2 separate regions of the Homo sapiens genome follow, and region 1 is linked to region 2. Evidence: read pairs that join two places in POLR2A ChIA-PET (ENCODE). Cell type or tissue: PC-9. All regions are shown on one strand. Links, peaks and the distances in the headings refer to the core of each region. The heading gives the core; the rest is flanking DNA.

The links. Peaks named below come from ENCODE experiments on the same cell type or tissue, not always from the same donor. Only the 100,000 strongest peaks of a DNase experiment are listed, where the experiment ranks them.
Region 1: POLR2A ChIA-PET joins it to region 2 with 21 read pairs; 5 of 35 experiments call an interaction of 5 or more read pairs at or near these places.

What each region holds. Positions count from the first base shown.
Region 1 is chr7:55,081,576-55,090,059 of GRCh38, reverse strand. The region is part of intron 1 of EGFR (epidermal growth factor receptor); the gene reads right to left. Among named protein-coding and RNA genes, the nearest start is that of EGFR, 67 kb to the right of the region's middle. In PC-9, for the core only: no CTCF peak of the experiment used is centred there; DNase peaks (open chromatin) are centred at 3,559 and 8,042; H3K27ac peaks cover 3,656 bases.
Region 2 is chr7:54,971,071-54,979,554 of GRCh38, reverse strand. No RefSeq gene overlaps it. Among named protein-coding and RNA genes, the nearest start is that of EGFR, 44 kb to the left of the region's middle. In PC-9, for the core only: no CTCF peak of the experiment used is centred there; no DNase peak of the experiment used is centred there.

The DNA.
Region 1 (8,484 bases), core at 152-8,151, 110 kb before region 2:
GAGGCAGAGCTTGCAGTGAGCCCAGATTATGCCACTGAACTCCAGCCTGGGCAACAGAGTGAGACTCCATCTCAAAATAAATAAATAAATAAATAAATAAATAAATAAATAAATAAATAAGTAGCATCACCTAGGCTCACATAGGTGAATTTGAACTGAATGAGTCCTTTGAGCAGCTTGTATTGACAGGAAAGAGGGCATCCTGCATAGCTGGTTAGAGGGAGGCCCCAAGAAGCAAATCCCGTGTGGTGGTCTCCAAGCCTGGCTGGAAAGAAACATGGGCTCCGGCAGGTTAGGGAAAGGTGAGAGGTGGGTCTGACTTTTGGATCATGTTTCAGACAAACCACAATGGAAAACACATTTTTGAGACAACTGGAGATGTGTCAGTAGGCTGGTTGTTGGGTAACATAAGAGATTTATGGCTAATTTTTAAGTTCGATGACAGCATTGTGATTATGTTTTAAAAATCATGCTTTTAGAGATTCATAACCATGAAACGGAGATAGTGTTGTGTGAAAGGATGGGATTTCTTGGATGAGACATGACTGGCCTTAAAATAGTTCAGAAATGGAAGGACAGATGTGGAAGAAAACAAACTTGATGATTTGGGGTTCTGGATATATATTAAAACTTATTCAAATAACTGAAAATTTAAAAATTCCTCCATTGAAAATCCTATTTGAATGGCACCCTCTGCCAGGCCTCCCTAGCAAGCCCTCCTTTGCGTGCACAGAGAAGTACGTATGAACAGTGCCCAGTGTACGGGCTGCAAAGCCCAGAACAAGCTAAATCCCCTTTTTAGTGACAGCCTCACAGAAGATGAGGGAGCCATTACATGCATAGGCTGACTTACACGTACTTCAGTTCAAAAAGCTCTCAAGCAAAGTAAAATTAAGTTAAAAAAAAGCAAGAGGCAAAACAATATGTATGAATGACATAAGCTCATATATACAAAAATATAAACAAAACCTAAATGATCGACCTTTATTTGTACATATATTTGTATGTATGTAAAATACACAGAAAAAATGCTGGAAGGATTCTTCCACAACTCTTGACAGTGGAGTGAAAGCATGGTTCTTGCTTTTTACCCTCTAATTTCCTGAAATCATTATACTTTTTACAAAGAGGAATATTTTTGCATGATGTACGTAAAATACAGCCAAATAAATAAGTAAGTAGAGACAAAAAATGATGGAGGGCGTGGGAGATGAGGCAGGGAGGCTGGATGGCCAGTCTCCAGAACTTGATGTTTTCATCGTCAAAGGGACAGGACTGAGTTGGATAACATTTTGGTTTCAATTGCGAAGGCCTTTCATTCCAGAAAGAAAACAGTGTCAGCATTACAGCCATGGGTTGACACATGGTTAAGGTCCCATTAGCAGCACGATGGAAGCTCCCCTGATAATCACAGGGAAAGCCAAATGACGGGAAAGGTCGCATGCCCAGAGGAACTCCCCTGTAATTTGTATTGTAATGAATTATTACCTTAACACAAGCATGTGCCAGGCATCTAATTTGCAAGTGCGGATGCCTGGCAGTTGACTTTAAAATCACTCTGGAATTATCCCTGTATAATCTGAACAACCAGAAGTGTGACCAGGGCTTTACCAAAAGGGAGTTGCACAAAAGGGTAAACTGCAGACTGGGAAGTTCCATGAACATGGAGGTACTGGACGCACCACGCTCTTTTTCAGGAAGAAGTCCTACACACATTTTCTGCGTCTGTTTTATAGACTGGACTGTGCACTCTTTCATGGGGCTCTTTGTGCGAAGGGGGCCTCCCCCATCCGCTCCTACCTTCAGCGTAGGGCCAAGTCCAAGTGGAATACAGCCTCTGAAAACATGGCTGCTTCTCACACTCCTGGGAGCCAGACCACTGCTCCTTTCCATGTACCTCAGGCTTTGTGGGGGCTTTTTATTCAGGTGGGAGAGAAATGGGCACTGGGGCAGGTGTGGTAGATGCCAAAGAAGTGAGAATGTGTGTGTGTGTGTGTGTGTGTGTTTATACCCTGAATTATATCAGAATGGAAGAAAGGAAATAGTATGTCCATCTGTTATCTCCTCTGTGGGCCTACCTCAATTAGCCACCAACACACATACACACCTGTGCTGCCTTTGATGAAGGAATTAAGAAGGCCCAAAGTGACTCATGTCACTTCCTTTCTGTGGCCTGCAACTCCAAAAGGAGAAGAGGAGAGGACGAGGGAGGGTGGGAAGGCCATTGCTCCTGGTTCCGGGGTGCCTCTCCCCTTGCCTGCTCAGGTTCCTGTAGGCCTCAGCTGTTGGTCAGTCCTTTCCACATCTTCGAGGAGACTCTGCCTGACAGGGCTGGCTAGAAGCTGGGTGCCTGGGTGTTCATGCTCTAATAAACCCAATCGGGAAGTTTCCAACTCATCACAACATCACAAAGAATGTGCAAGAAAATGCCGACTCTCTTATTTCTCCTTCAAAGTTTGATTAATGATTCTAGGAGGAACCAGAAATCCTTGGTGCCAATCAAACACATTTTGCCATACCTTTTAAACATTTTACACACAACCCATGTTTCATGAAAGCATGGCTCTTATCCCTTCGGGTGCATAGAATAAGACTGCCGGATAGAATGTTTCTGAGACCTGCTCTCTAATATTCTAACTCAGTAGGCCCTACGCAGGGCCTGAGAATGTGCATTTTCAGTAAGTGCCACTGCTGATGTTGATCAGTTCTCTAAGAAATTCTGGGTTAGCTATGGGATTATAAGCATATCCTCAGAGTACAGGTTTTTTTTTTTTTGTTTTTTTTTTAACAATTGAGAAACTACTTAAAGTGAACCTAAAATGGTGTGAGCCTGAAGTGCTTGCTGGGCAGCAGACAAGCTTTGCCAGCCTTGTGTTCTCAGTGGAAATGCAGCATCCGAGCCATCCTCTCTTCCCCCCGCTTGTGGTCAGCTCTAAATAGCACACTCACAGCGCGGGGGGAAAATATTTTTCCCTGTTTCAAGTGGGCAGTGGAAGTAGTGAAAGCCTAAGTAAACTCTGACCAGTAGATAATGGGCCATTATAACTCTGGATGACTTCCTGAATGACCCTGAAAAATGACTTCTCATTTCCTGCCTGCAGAAAAGAGAAATATTAAGATAGTGTTGTGTGCAAAAAAATGCAAGCTTGCAATGAGAGATGCAGAGCGTGAGGGAGAGAGGCACGAGGGGGTGGAGAAAAAAGACAGAGAATTTGAGGTTGACTCACGGCTTTGAAGGGAAAACAAGAAGAGGAAGAAAGTCTGTTCTCCCATGGGTCGTCAAACCCCACACTTCACACATCTTTCCCATGGGGCTGCCAGCTGCCGCCACATCACAGCTGTGCTGCCACCCAAGTGTGCCGCCTCCACAGCGGGAGCGACCTAAGCGTGGCCACCTCTGCCTCTGGAGGGCCTGCCTGCTGGCCAGCGGTGGCCGCCCCAGACCCGGGTGACTGGGCAGCACAGTAGCCCGCCTGGGCAGGGCATGAAATTAACGAGGCAAAAGAAGCCACAGAGAGATGAAAGCATAGAAGAAAAAAAGTCACCCTGCAGCTCAAATTAAAACAGAAAACTCTGCTGCTATACTTGGTCTTATTCCAAGAAGCTGCCAGGAAAGAATTGACTCACAGAAAAGCCACAGCTTCATTTTTTCCCATACTCAAGTGATATGTCTTTCCAGGGCTTTTTTCTTCAAAGGGAAAGGGAGCAAAATAACCTCACTTTTCTGCATTACCATAGACTATCTTATATAATTTTTTTACAGCCTGTAATGGCTGGTTGAGATACCAGCTGACAGTGTAGTGGATGAAGGCTCCGGGGTGCAAGCCCCTGGCTGTCCTGGCCAGCTCTTTAACTCGAGCAAATTACTTACTCTCTCTGAGCTTCCCTTTCCTCGGCAGTAACATGGAGGTATTGAGCAGAGAAATTGTGAGGCACTGTAGACACGAGATAATTCACAAAAATTGCACGGCACGGGACCTGGCACATAGTCAGCACTTCACAAACAGTGGCTCTCATAAGGTAGTTAATAGTGGTTTCAAACTATGTGTCAAATCTAAGGGAGGAAGAGGGGCTTCTAGGGGGTGGGGATGGGAGGGAATGTTCCAGTACAAATCTTGGTATTGTCAAACTTGGGGCAGCATGCTCAGGAGACAAAACACGGAGGCACATCTGCACAAGCTCAAATTCTACTTCTGCCACTGCATCAGTTGGGCCACTGTGGCTCCTCATTTCCTTATTTTTAAAAGAGCTGATGTGAGAACGAGCTGATTTAATGTGTAAAATACCTAGTGCCAGCAGACAGAAGGTACCCGCTACACACCAGCTCTGTACTCTGCCTTGATCCTTCGCAATTTTCGTTAGCAGAATTCCACCACGCACTACTGACTTTATGGTATGGCTAAAACCAGAATTCTAAATGTTCAAGGATTCTTGTGCAGTTACTTCAGCAGGAGTTTTCAGAAAGTGGGAGAAATACTATTTATGAAGCACCACCCATGTGCTTTAGTCTTTCTACATTGTTAGGTTTTCATGATAATACTTTAGAGATAAGAACACTCCTCATCTCATGGACAACGGAACGGGCTCTACAAGAGGGCGTGCACAGTGGACCTGGGGTCTGACGCCCACCCTGCTCTCTGCACCTGGAGCCCACCAGCATCCTGCTCCCCATGCTGCCTCCCCTGGAAAAAGAGACACATGCAAATGATGAAGCATGCAGGAGCCACATGGAGGTTTTATAAACTTAAAAGGATTTACATGAATGCCTCAGAGAAGGGGCAACCCAATGTCAACTCTGATACCCCAGGCATGATACCACTGACAATGTGTCTGCTGGCATCAGTTGGAAAACAATGCAAATATCCTTCATGTGATTAAACACAACATGCCTGTGACATTGTTTTTTTTTCTAGCCAGGCTGACTGTTGTCCTGTAGGCTTCCAAAGGCTGCTGGTGCCCTGACCTTCAGCTCCTAAATTACCATCTGAAGGACAAGGACTGGGGAAGGGAAGGAGAATTTGCATTTGAGCGTACCATTCCGTAGGTCATTCCAGAGAAACTGTGCCTTCCTCCCGGTTGACTCTCCGCTCACTGAGTGTGACAATATGCCTGACTATGGAAGATCACGGATGGGGCTGTACTGCCCTGCTACCGAGAACCTGGACAGAAGACAGCAGGTGAGCCCTGGAGGCTGGAATGAATGGCTAAGAGCATCTCAGGACTCCACTTCTCTGAAGGCAAAATCCAATATGCCAAATTCCTCTTCCTAATAAAAGCCCTTTAAATATTTGAAGACAGCTATTATAACTCCTCTTAGTTTTCTCCCAGATAAATATCCACATTTGCCTTCATCCGTCACTTGACTTTTCTCAAGTGTCTTCCCCATCCTCTGACCATTCCAGTTTGTAAACATTCCTCCCAAGTGTAGCCTTGTAACTGAACTCTTCTAATCAACAGAAGCTTGTCCAGCTTTATTATATCTCTTAATGCAACTTGACCCAAATGCATGATAAATATCAGTCCCATGGTTAGGTTATATGGCAAAGTTGAAGTTGTGCAGATGTAATTAACATCCCAAATCAGCTGGTTTTGATTTAATACAAAATGAAGTTATCCTGAGTGGGCCTGACTTAACCAGGTAAAAGCCATGAAGAATGGACTGAGCCCTCCTGGAGGCACATGCTTTCCCACTGGGCCTGGAGAAGCAGGCGGCCATGCTAAGAACTGCTTATGGAGAGGGTGGCCTCTAGGAGCCAGGACCTCAGTCCTACAGCCTCAAGAAACTGAATTCTGCCAAGAACCCTTATGAGCCTGGAAGAGGACCTGGAGCTCCAGATGAAAACATACTTTGTGAGTCCCTGAGAACCCAGACCCTGACCCACAGAAACAGAGATAAGAAGTGTGTGTTGTTTTAAGCTATGACATTTGTGGTTTTGTGTGCCAACCTCATAACTTGGGCTTACATCTCATCATGGTAAGCCAATCTCTATCTTTCATAGGGGCATTTGTTAAACCACCTTTCTTCCACTCAGGATATTTGTTACTGATTTGGCCTTGACCCTGTTATTAATAAATTCCCTGATTTTGTTCCATTCATTTGGGTCTGTATTTTAGGATCCCAATCTTGCTAACCTATATGTTCTAATCCCTTCCTCTTGATTTCTTGTATTCCAAAAACCTGAGGCACTCATTTAAACTGGCCAATCATTCCCAGGATGTTACTTCTTGACTCATCAAAGTAATCAACAGAGACAATGGGTTTCATTTTACCAAAAACTTCCAGTATATTTAAACATTAATGCATGTCTGCATTATATTAGTTCACATATTTTTAAAACACAAATTCGACTAATAAGTAGCCATTTTTTTTCAGGAAGAAAAAGATTCGCTTTCTTCAGTAGATGCAGCAAAGATCTCCCCTTGGCCTGAAAATAATTTAAAACCATGATATTAATTGTACACACATGCGCACAGTGTGCCTCGCCATGTGCCTGTTTTGGTTATACTGCAGACAGGCTTTCATGCCCTTCTAAGAGTGACCAACCATGTGTTTTCTCATAAGACATTCACCAAAGATGACATTCAGCAGAGAGGTCTAGACCACTGACGTCAGGCGTCTGTTACAGTCCTGGATGAGGGAGGCCACAGTGGAGTGAGTCAAGAAGAAAATCCCAGGGAAACCCTTTACTGGAGTTCAAGGCTGAGTTATTGTCTAAAGAATACCAAGGAAGTGAACATGATGATTGAAATACATTCTGGAGATCATATGCTTCAGGCTGTCAGCGATGCTGGTGACATTGCCATGGTTAATGCTACTAAATAAAGTCAACGTCTCCAAGAACGAGTGCATAAATTACTATGTGTCATCAGTTGGATTGTTCAATAAGGTATGTTCAAGTCCTAACCTCCAGCACTTGTGAAGTAACCTTATTTGAGAATGGGGTTTTTGAAGATGTAATGGAGTTGAAATGAGGTCTTACTGGTATAGAGTGGGCCCTGATTCAGTGATGGGTGTCCTCATAAGGAGATGGAAACACAGACACACAGAGAGGAATGTGAAGGCACAGAGACAGACATGCAGGAGAACTCACTGTGAGGATAGAGGTGGAGATCGGAGTTTTGCATCTACAAGGCAAGGAATGCCAAGGGCTGCTGGGAACACCAGAGGCTGGGGAGAGGCCAGGGGCATCATCCTCAGCAGGTTTCAGAGAGAGAGACTCTACTGACACCTTGATTTTGGACTTCTGGCTTCCAGAGCTGTAAGCAAATAAATCTGCAGCTTCTTAAGCCATGGCAAGGATGGTGATCTGTTAGAGCAGCCCTGGGGAAGCCACACACTACGGCTGCCCTGCACGAGATGTCTCAGGAGGGTCTCAGATGAGGCTGCTGCCCGGAGCCACAGGGACGAGTGGTCTATTGTATGTCTACACTGGAGCGAAAATGAACCATGAAATGAAAAAAATGAAAACCCTGGGTAATAATCCTTATGAGACAGGAAGAAACAAGAAACAATCATAGTAAGATGCTGTCCTGCTTTCTCCCTTGGGTGGTTTTGTGTCTAGGCAATCTCCTTTTTAGCCTTGGATGCCACCCACTGAGTTTAAATACAACTATTGCTGTGAGTCTCCAAAAGGCTATAAAGTCACAGGTAGGAGACAAGGGAAACAAACAAGCCAAAACACCAAAGCTGCTTATGAAGAAAATGTGGGCAGGGGTGGGGTACAGAGGGGAGGAAAGGAAAGGGAGGGGCATGTAGGATTGTGCATCCTTTACAAGTAGGAGGTGTTCAAGGACTACCTTTTTTCTCTTTGAGGTATCAGGAATGACCCAAGTTCCTTCACATATCTGACACTCTAACAGCTTTCTCATCCTGATATCACTTGGTAAGATCAAATAACTTTGGTTTGATCACTGATCCACTAATGTCCCCAGTTACCTACTTTGTACAGTGAGAGGAAGGCCCTAGATTGGGATTTCAAACTGTGGGACACCACCCAGCCTGCATTGTGAAATCACTGGAGTGGGTCACAACCAGCATAACAAGGAACAAAAAGAAAAATAAACAGAAAAGAATAGACAATATCAGAGTGATATCGTAAAGGCAGTATTATGAAAGTTTAGATACAGCTGTATGTGTGCCATGATATTAAAATGTATTTCTTACTTTGGTAAGGTCAAAAATGTTTGAAAGCCACTGAAATAGATGTTATCTGGGAAACTTTCCTGTGCTGCTTTTTGTGAGCCTATGATTAGCTCCAGAATTCCTTACAGAGTAAATTAGAACACACTGACAGCACGTTTTGGAGAGAGAAAAAAGCTTGCAAATAAAAAAAAAAAAACCAGTCTAAAACAATCTCTTCCTGTCACAGACACTGATGAATTGTGCAGTGATGGCCCCTCCTCGCCCAGGGTTAGTGGGTGATTTGGTAATAGCCTGCTTGTCCTGGGAGCACGGAAGGATGGTTTTGCTTTAGCTATGGAGAG
Region 2 (8,484 bases), core at 204-8,203:
ATGATAAAGTGAGATTTCAAATTACTAGGCAGATGATGTTGGAAACTAAAATAATTGGTTTAAAATGTAGACGCCACATATAAAATAAATTCTGCTGGAATAGAATTCAAAATTTTTTTTAAAAAAATTAAAAAACATAAAAGTGGTAAGAAATAAATAGGTTGTTCCTAGGATTTGGGGGAGAAAGCCTTCCTAAATAGGTCAATAAATCTACTACAAAGGGAGAGAAATGGCAGTTTTAGCTACATAAAAATATGCCAATCCTATACCATCACGTATACACCATAAAGAAGTTAAACTAAAGATGTGGACTCCAATGAGAACACCAAGGGAAGAAGGTATATTTGCAAGAGGGAAAGGCTGGTTTGTTTAAGTTATTCTAGTGTTCACTGACTGTCTAGGTGAGGAGGATGATTCTGCAAAGAAGACACAGAATCTCTTGCAGAGGTAACAACAAGACAGTGTGGCTCATGGAAGCTAAGAAAAGTGTTTTCAGAACGGGGAGAGAACTGAAAAACAACTGTTTGACTTGGCAACCCCACAGCCCTTGGCGGTCCTGGGACATAATGCTCTCCATGAAGCCACTGGGGTGAAGGCGGCTTGGAATGCATTGAGGTATGGGCAGGTGTGAGAGACAACAAATAGAGACAACGCTAGGTACGTTTCTAAGGGGGAGGAGAGGTTCTTTCATAGCAGGACAGGAACAGAGATAGAGGTGGATTTGCTGTTTTTGAATGTATCCTCTCTGAGCTGATGGGAAGGATCCTGCCATAAAGCTGACTTGCAGTGGTCCTGGACTCACAAGGCCCTGCCCTCGGGTTAAGGCTCTGCTGCTGCCAGCTTGAAATTCTTTATCACTTCTGAGCCAGCTGTTCTGCATTTTCATTTTGCACTGGGACCCACAAATTATGCACCTGGTTCTGCATTACTGAGAGGGAAAAACTTACTACACAAACGCAACAAAAGCTTCTATACTAATCAGTGGGGTGGAGAAGCTCCAAAGCCTAGGTGAAGAGATTGGAGAATTGGCAGTGTCTTTTGTAATAGGAAGGAAGTGTGACTACACAGGTTAGTTTTATCAGTTTCTTGTCCAGGTGACAAAGGTGTGTTTTATTTTTAAAGTAAAAAGTGTAAGCATTTGTTGTAAGTGCTGAGGATGAGGGTGGCGTTGTTAGCTGGGTAACAGCGAAACAGATTTGAAGCAGTAAGAGTGAGATTGGAGGAGCCAGAACGACTGAGGGCCTGTGAAGACTGCTCAGTCAGAGTTTATGTAGGAACCTCTGAATTTTTATTGAACCTTCTCTATACTTGTTGCCTGAGCAAAGGGATTTTTCCAGGTGGGTAGAATATAATGAAAGACCGTTTAAGGTACTAACAGGAGTGCCAGTGACATGACAGACCAAGGAATCTAACTGAGAAAATGAAAGAAGTTAAGAAGTGTTATTTGGAAGGTTGGTATATCCCTATGTGCATATGGGATATTTTTAGGGAGATAAATATTAGTGATACACATACATATTAGGGATTTTATATATATATAGTTGTTTACTGAGCTTTATATAAATGTTATAGTACATACTGTATGTAATCTTTTGAAAATTGATTTTTTCAACTTTGTATTTTTAAGACTCATCAATATCAATTCCTGTACCTATAGTTTATTCATTTTCACTGATACATAATATTAATTATACAAATACACTGATATTTATTTAACTATTCTTCTGTCTAAGGACATTTGTGTTGTACTGTATAAACATGCTGGTACCTGTCCCCTGAGAAACATGCCCAAATGTTTCTCTAGGTATACCCCTAAGAATTGAATTGTTGTATTATAGGGTACGTGAATGTTTGGATTAAAAAAATTTTTTTTTGTATAAATTTATGGGGTACAAGTGTAATTTTGTTACATGGATAGATTGAGTAATGGTGAAGCCAGGGCTTTTACTGTATCCATCACCTGAATAATGAACATTGTACCCATGAAGTAATTGCCCATCATCCACTCTTCTCCTGCACACTCACCCTCCCGTGTCTCCACTGTCTACCCTGTATGTTCATGTGTACACATGTTTAGCTCCCACTTATAAGTGAGAACATGAGGTATTTGTCTTTGTGTCTAAGTTGTTTCACTTAAGATAATGGGGTCCAGTTCCATCCCTGTAAAGACACGATTTCATTCTTTTTATGGCTGAATAATATTCTTAATATGGCTGAATAATATTGTATATATGTACCACATTTTCCTTATCCAATCACCTGTTAATGGACACTTACATTGATTCTATATCTTTGCCATTGTGAATAGTGCTGCAATAAACTATGAGTGCAGGTATCATTTTGATATAATGATTTCTTTTCTTTGAGTAGATACTAAGTAGAGGGATTGCTGGGTCAAATGGTAGTTTCATTTTTAGCTTTTTGAGAAATCTTCATACTGTTTTTCGTAGATTGTATTAATTTACATTCCCACCAATAGTGTATGAGCACTCCCTTTTCTCTGCATTCTTTGCCAACATTTGCTATTTTTTGTCTTTCTGATAATAGCCATTCTGACTGGTGTAAAATTATATCTCATCGTGGTTTTAATTTGTACCTGTGTGAGAATTAGTGATGTTGAGCAGTTTTTCATATGCTTTTTGTCCATTTGTACATCTTCTTTTGAAAAATGTCTATTCATGTCCTTTGCCCACTTTTTAAGGGGATTGACTTTTTGTTGCTGAGTTGTTTGTTGTCGAGTTGAAATTCCCTTGGAATTTCCCAAGGAAGTCCCCTGTTGGATGCATAGTTTGCAAATATTTTCTCCCATTCTGCAGATTGTCTGTTCACTTTGTTGGTTATTTCTTTTGCTGTGTAGAAGTTTTTAGTTCAATTAAGTCCTACTTGTGTATTTTTTGGTTTTTGTTGCCTGTGCTTTTGAGATTTTTGTCATGAATTCTTTACCTAGGCCCATGTCCGGAAGAGTTTTCCCTAGGTTTTCTAATACTATTTTTAGATTCCAGTCTTACATTTAAGTCTTTAATCACTCTTGACTTGGTTTTTGTATATGGAGAGTTAGAGATCCAGCTTCATTCTTTTGCATAAAGCAATCCAATTTCCCTAGTACCACTTACTGAAAAGGTGTGTCTCCCCAGTGTATGTTCTTGTCAACTTTGTCAGAATCAGTTGGCTGTAAATATGTGGTTTTATTTCTGGGTTCCCTATTCTGTTCCATTGATCTCTGTGTCATTTCATACTAGTACCATGCTTTTTTGATTAATACCAGTTATTCCTCAAAAAATGATTGTACCAATTTACGTACCCATTGGAAACGTATAAATTCTTGTTGAATCAACATTCTTTCTAACACATGGTATATTGGACTTTTAAATTTTTACCAATTTTGAGTAGGTATAGAATGTTATCATTATTTTCTTATTTTGACAACAATGTCTTATTGTGTCCTTATTTTGAAAATAAAATAAAACATCTTTAATTACTAATGAAGTTGAGAAACGTTTCTTTTCTTCTTCCTTCCTTCCTTTCTTCCTTGCTTCCTTCCTTGCTTGCTTCCTTTCGTTTCCTTTTTCCCATTAGTCTTCCATCTATTCATGTCTTTTGCCCATTTTTCTATTTTTTTGGTCTTTTTCTTGTAGATTTATAAAGTTATTCATATATTCAATTTGTGAATTATTTGTGGGATATTGTCACAAATGTCTTCTCCCAGATTGTGGCTTGTCTCTTGAATTTCTTTCTTTTCTTTTCCTTTTTTTGTAAGATCTAGTAAAACATGTATTTCTCTTTCAACTTTTTTTTAAAGGTGTATGTAACCACGGGTACAAGTGCAATTTTGTTACACTGATAGATTTCATTGTGGTGGAGTCAGGGCCTTCAATAAGGCATTCATCACTGGAGCAATGCACATTGTAACTGCCAAGCAACTTCCCGTCATTTTTTTTCATTTTTTTATGATATATACATCTTAAAGCTTAAAATTTTGCCTTTCATGTTTTGTTTCTCAATATATCAAAATTGTTTTTGTGTAAAGTAGGGATAAAGTTTATTGATTTTTTCCAACCATTTCTCCCAGCTTCATTAATTCTATAGTCCCTTTTTTCTTAATTGCCTATACTTCCATCTCTATCATATATAATATTTTCGTGTATTCATTAGTCTGTTTCAGGGATCTCTATTCTGCTCTGCTGATCCATGTTTCTGTTCCTGCACCTGTACCACACTGTCTTAATTACCAGAGAAACCTTATAGAAAATCTTGAAATCTGATGGCCAAGTCACCCCTTTTCCACCTGTCCTTTCTCTTTCTCATCCTCTTCCTTCAGGAGCATGTTGATTGGTTTATTCTCACATTTTTTTTCCCATGTAAAACTATAAAGCAGCTAGTCAAGTTCCAGGACAAGCTCTAGAGAATTGTGATCGGAATTTCTTCCACTCTATATTTTAATTTTGAGAGAAATAATATGTTCACAATACTGAGTTTTTTAATCCAAAATACAATAATTACTTATGTCTTTCTTAATGTTTTAAATTAAGTTTTTGTAAATTTTCTCATAGAGATCTAACACAATTTATGTTAGACTTTTTCTTAGGTGACTTAAAAATTTTGTTATTATTTTTATTATAAGTATGTATATAGCTAAGTGTATATGCATCTGGCTCTGCATATATATGTAACATATACATATAACGTACATATGTACATATAACATACATATGTGTATAACATATATAACATATATGTTACATATATAGGCATGGTATTTTTTAAGCCATACATTTTCTGATTGTTGATGACATATATAATGCATTTACTGGTCAGCTACTTAGTAAACACTCTCATTATTCTAATAATTTTTTCATGCATTCTTTTGGATTTCATATGCAGAGAGTTATATCCAAATAATGAGAGCTTTGTTTTTTATAATTGTTATGGCTTTATTTCTATGTTTTCCATTACTGCTCTGGGGAAGATCTACAGTGCAAGGTTGAATGAGATTGTGATAATGAATACCCTATCTTGTTATTGATTTCTTTTTTTTTTTTTTTTTGAGACCAGAGTCTCACTTTTTCACCCAGGCTGGAGTGCAATGGTGCGATCTTGGCTGACGGCAACCTCTGTCTCCTGGATTTAAGCGGCTGTGCTGCCTCAGCCTCCCGAGTAGCTAAGGTTACAGGTGTGCGTCATGACGCCTGGTTAATTTTTTTGTATTTTTTTAGTAGAGACAGGGTTTCACCATGTTGGCCAGGCTGGTCTCAAACTCCTGACTTCAAGTGATCCACCCACCTCAGCCTCCCAAAGTGCTGGGATTACAGGTGTGAGCCACCATGCCTGGCACATTATTGATTTTAAGGATATTATTTCAAAGATATCACCATCAAGACTGACGTTTTATGTATAACCTTTTTGTAAATAACTCTTCATCAGGCTAAAAAAGTTTCTTTCTATTCTGAGTTTGCCAGAAATTTTTTTAAAAAATCATGAATAGAGATGGATTATCAAAATTTGTTCTGCATCTATTGGTGGTCATAAAATATTTGCTGTTTAAGTATTTAATGTCTTGAATGGTATTTATAGTTTTTTTTAATGTGAAAGTACTGGCATTTGCAATTTGCTCATGATATATTATCTTTGTTATATATTATTGGATTAAGCTATGATTTTAATTATTTATAAATTTTAGTTATGATTTATTTTATGTATATTTGTAAAGAAAAATTAATTTAGATTTTTTCATTTTTATACTGTTCTCTCTAGTTTTATTATAAAGTTATATTGGCTTCATATGAATTATAGAGTTATGGAATATTTTCCTTTTTTTCTCTATTTTCTGGGAAAAGTTTTATAAGTTTGAAATAATCTGCTTCTGAAAAGTTTGTTTAATTTGTCTGCAAGAAAGTTTGAGTCTAAAATTTGGAAACATTATTTTAATTTCTTTCTAATTATAGGAATATTAAGGTTTTTAAAATTTCGTCTTGAACTTGTTTTTGTTTAGCTATATTTTTCTAGAAGTTTGTTCATTTTACTTGTTTTCAGATGCATTGGAATAAGGTTATTTTTAGTAATTTCATTATTTCAATCTCTTTCCTACATGTAGGCATGCCTCCCTGTTCAGTTCTATCATATACTAGAGTCTGTTTTCTTGGCAATCTCATGGAGGTTTACCTCTTTTATTAAACAGTCTTTTCTAAGATCCTGCTTTTTTGTTGTTCTACTTATCTTCTCTATTTTATCTTTGTTTTCTATTTAGCTGATTTCTGCTTTCAAATTTCTTGTACTTCTTTTTTATTGTAAGCATTTAGAAATATACATTCTGGTAGTATGTGCTTGGTAAAATTTTCAATTGTTTTAGTTTCAACTCTTCTGCATTCTTATGATTTAGGCAAGCCTTTTGCAAGCCACATAGAGATAGACTCATTTTATTCTTATTTTTAAGCCAGCCTGACATCCTCTATATTTTAGTGGGAGAGTTTAGATCATTTATATTTATTGTGGTCACAGATATATTTGAATTTGTTTCTCCCATTTCATGTTTTTTGCTCTTCATTTATTCTGCTTTGCTGTTTCTTTTTTCCTCATTTTAATTCTGTTTGGTCTTCAGTGTGTTTGGAAGTTTAAAATTCTATTTCTCTTTTTCTGGAGGCTGAATTTTAAAATGTTACGTTGTATATGGAACTAAGTCTAAAATTAATATCTCAACGTCTCTACCCACTGCTGTGGGATACTTGCAACATTTTAACTTTGAATACTCTTTTTTCCTTACATTTATTGTTGCCCAAGATTTAAGTTTGTTTTACTTTTTAACTCTGAAATTAGACATTATTTTTATTACATCTTAGAAGTTTTGCTTGTTTAGATTTATACATGTTTGCCAATTTCTTTTCCTGCCATTCTTTTGTATCTGATAACATCTTTCTAAGTTTATTTTCTACATCCTGAAGAACATGCTTTAGAAATTTCTTTAATGTAGATGTATTGATGGTAAGCTTTCCAGTTTCTATTTATCTAGAATTTTTTTAAATTTTACTCTGGCTCTTAAAATATGGTTTTTCTGGTTACACAGTTCTAGATTAATAGTTGTTTTCTTTCAGCCTTTTCAAGTATTTTTCTATTGTTTTTATTCTCTTATTGTTGAGAAGTCTACTATCAGTCTTACAATAATTTCTTTTTAGGTGTTTCTTTCTTTCTCTCTGAACAGTTTTAAGACTTTCTATTATATTTGGTATTTTGCAGTTATTCTCCAACATATATGGAAATTCACTTTTTAAAATTAGTTCTGATTCCCCCCAGAAATCAGAGCCTAACTGACACACAGTCTTGAAGGCAGGTAGTTTATTTTGGGGAAATAGAGGCCAGGGAGAGGAAAAATGAGATTGGAAAAATAGAATAAGGATGTAGGGAGACCCAATGCAAGGGTACGTTATTGATCTAATCACTTTTGTGGAAACTTGGGGCTCAAGCCCTCTGGGACGTTCTGAGTGCTTTTTAGAATGTGCTTCAGAATTGGCTGTGTGGGCATGCACTAGGGGAGGGAGCATTTATCCACCAGTTTCTGTTCCCCAGTGGTCAGGATTATTCTATTAAATGCTTACCTCCTTGAATTTTCAGGTTTGGTGCATGTGTGGGTGCCTATCAGGTTCCCATATACATCAGAGAAGTACCGGACAAAAAGCAAGGTATATGAGTTGCAGCTGAGGCATGATGCTGCCAGCTGTCCCTGCAGAAAGATGGTTGCTGCAGCAATTATTATAGTAAACAGTAGCCAAGAAGATGTGAGGCAGGGTAGAAGACGTGTCCTGTACATTTTACTTTTATTTTTCAGTTTAATATATGTTTTGCATCATGAATCTGTATATTTTTCCATAATTTCTGAAAATTCTCACCCATTTCCTTTTCAAATATTGCCTCTCCTTCATTCATTTTCTCTCTGTCTCTCTCTGTGTCTGTCTCTCACTCTCTCTCTCTTTCTCTCTGTGTGTGTCTTTGATCTTTCTAATATCTTCATGCTCATTCCTGATCATCTATGCCCACTTCCTGCAGGGTGAGAGTCTGCCGTCTGTGCCTGCTACTGCACCTCTCTCGTGGCTCGCCTCCTCGGGCTTTGTTGGTGTTGGTTGTGGGCTTGCTGCTTGATCTTCATGTGTGTGAATCCTGCAGGCCTCTACGGAGGATGTGTTTGTCCAGAGAGGTTGTGCATCTGCCTTGATCAAGCCCTGGGAGTATCACAGGTATAGGGGCTACGGCAGGCAGAATACTGACCCCCTCCAAATATTTTCCACACTCTGATCTCCCGTACCTATGAATGCATTAACTTTACATTTTAAAAGGGACTTTGCCCCCATGATTAACTTACAGATGCTGAAAATATTTGTATAATCTAGGTGGGTCCCATGTAATCACAGGGATCTGTAGAAGTGGACAAGAGATTCAGAAGGATGGGAGATGGCCGCATGAGGAAGATGCAGCCTGACACTGCTGACTGGAAAAAGG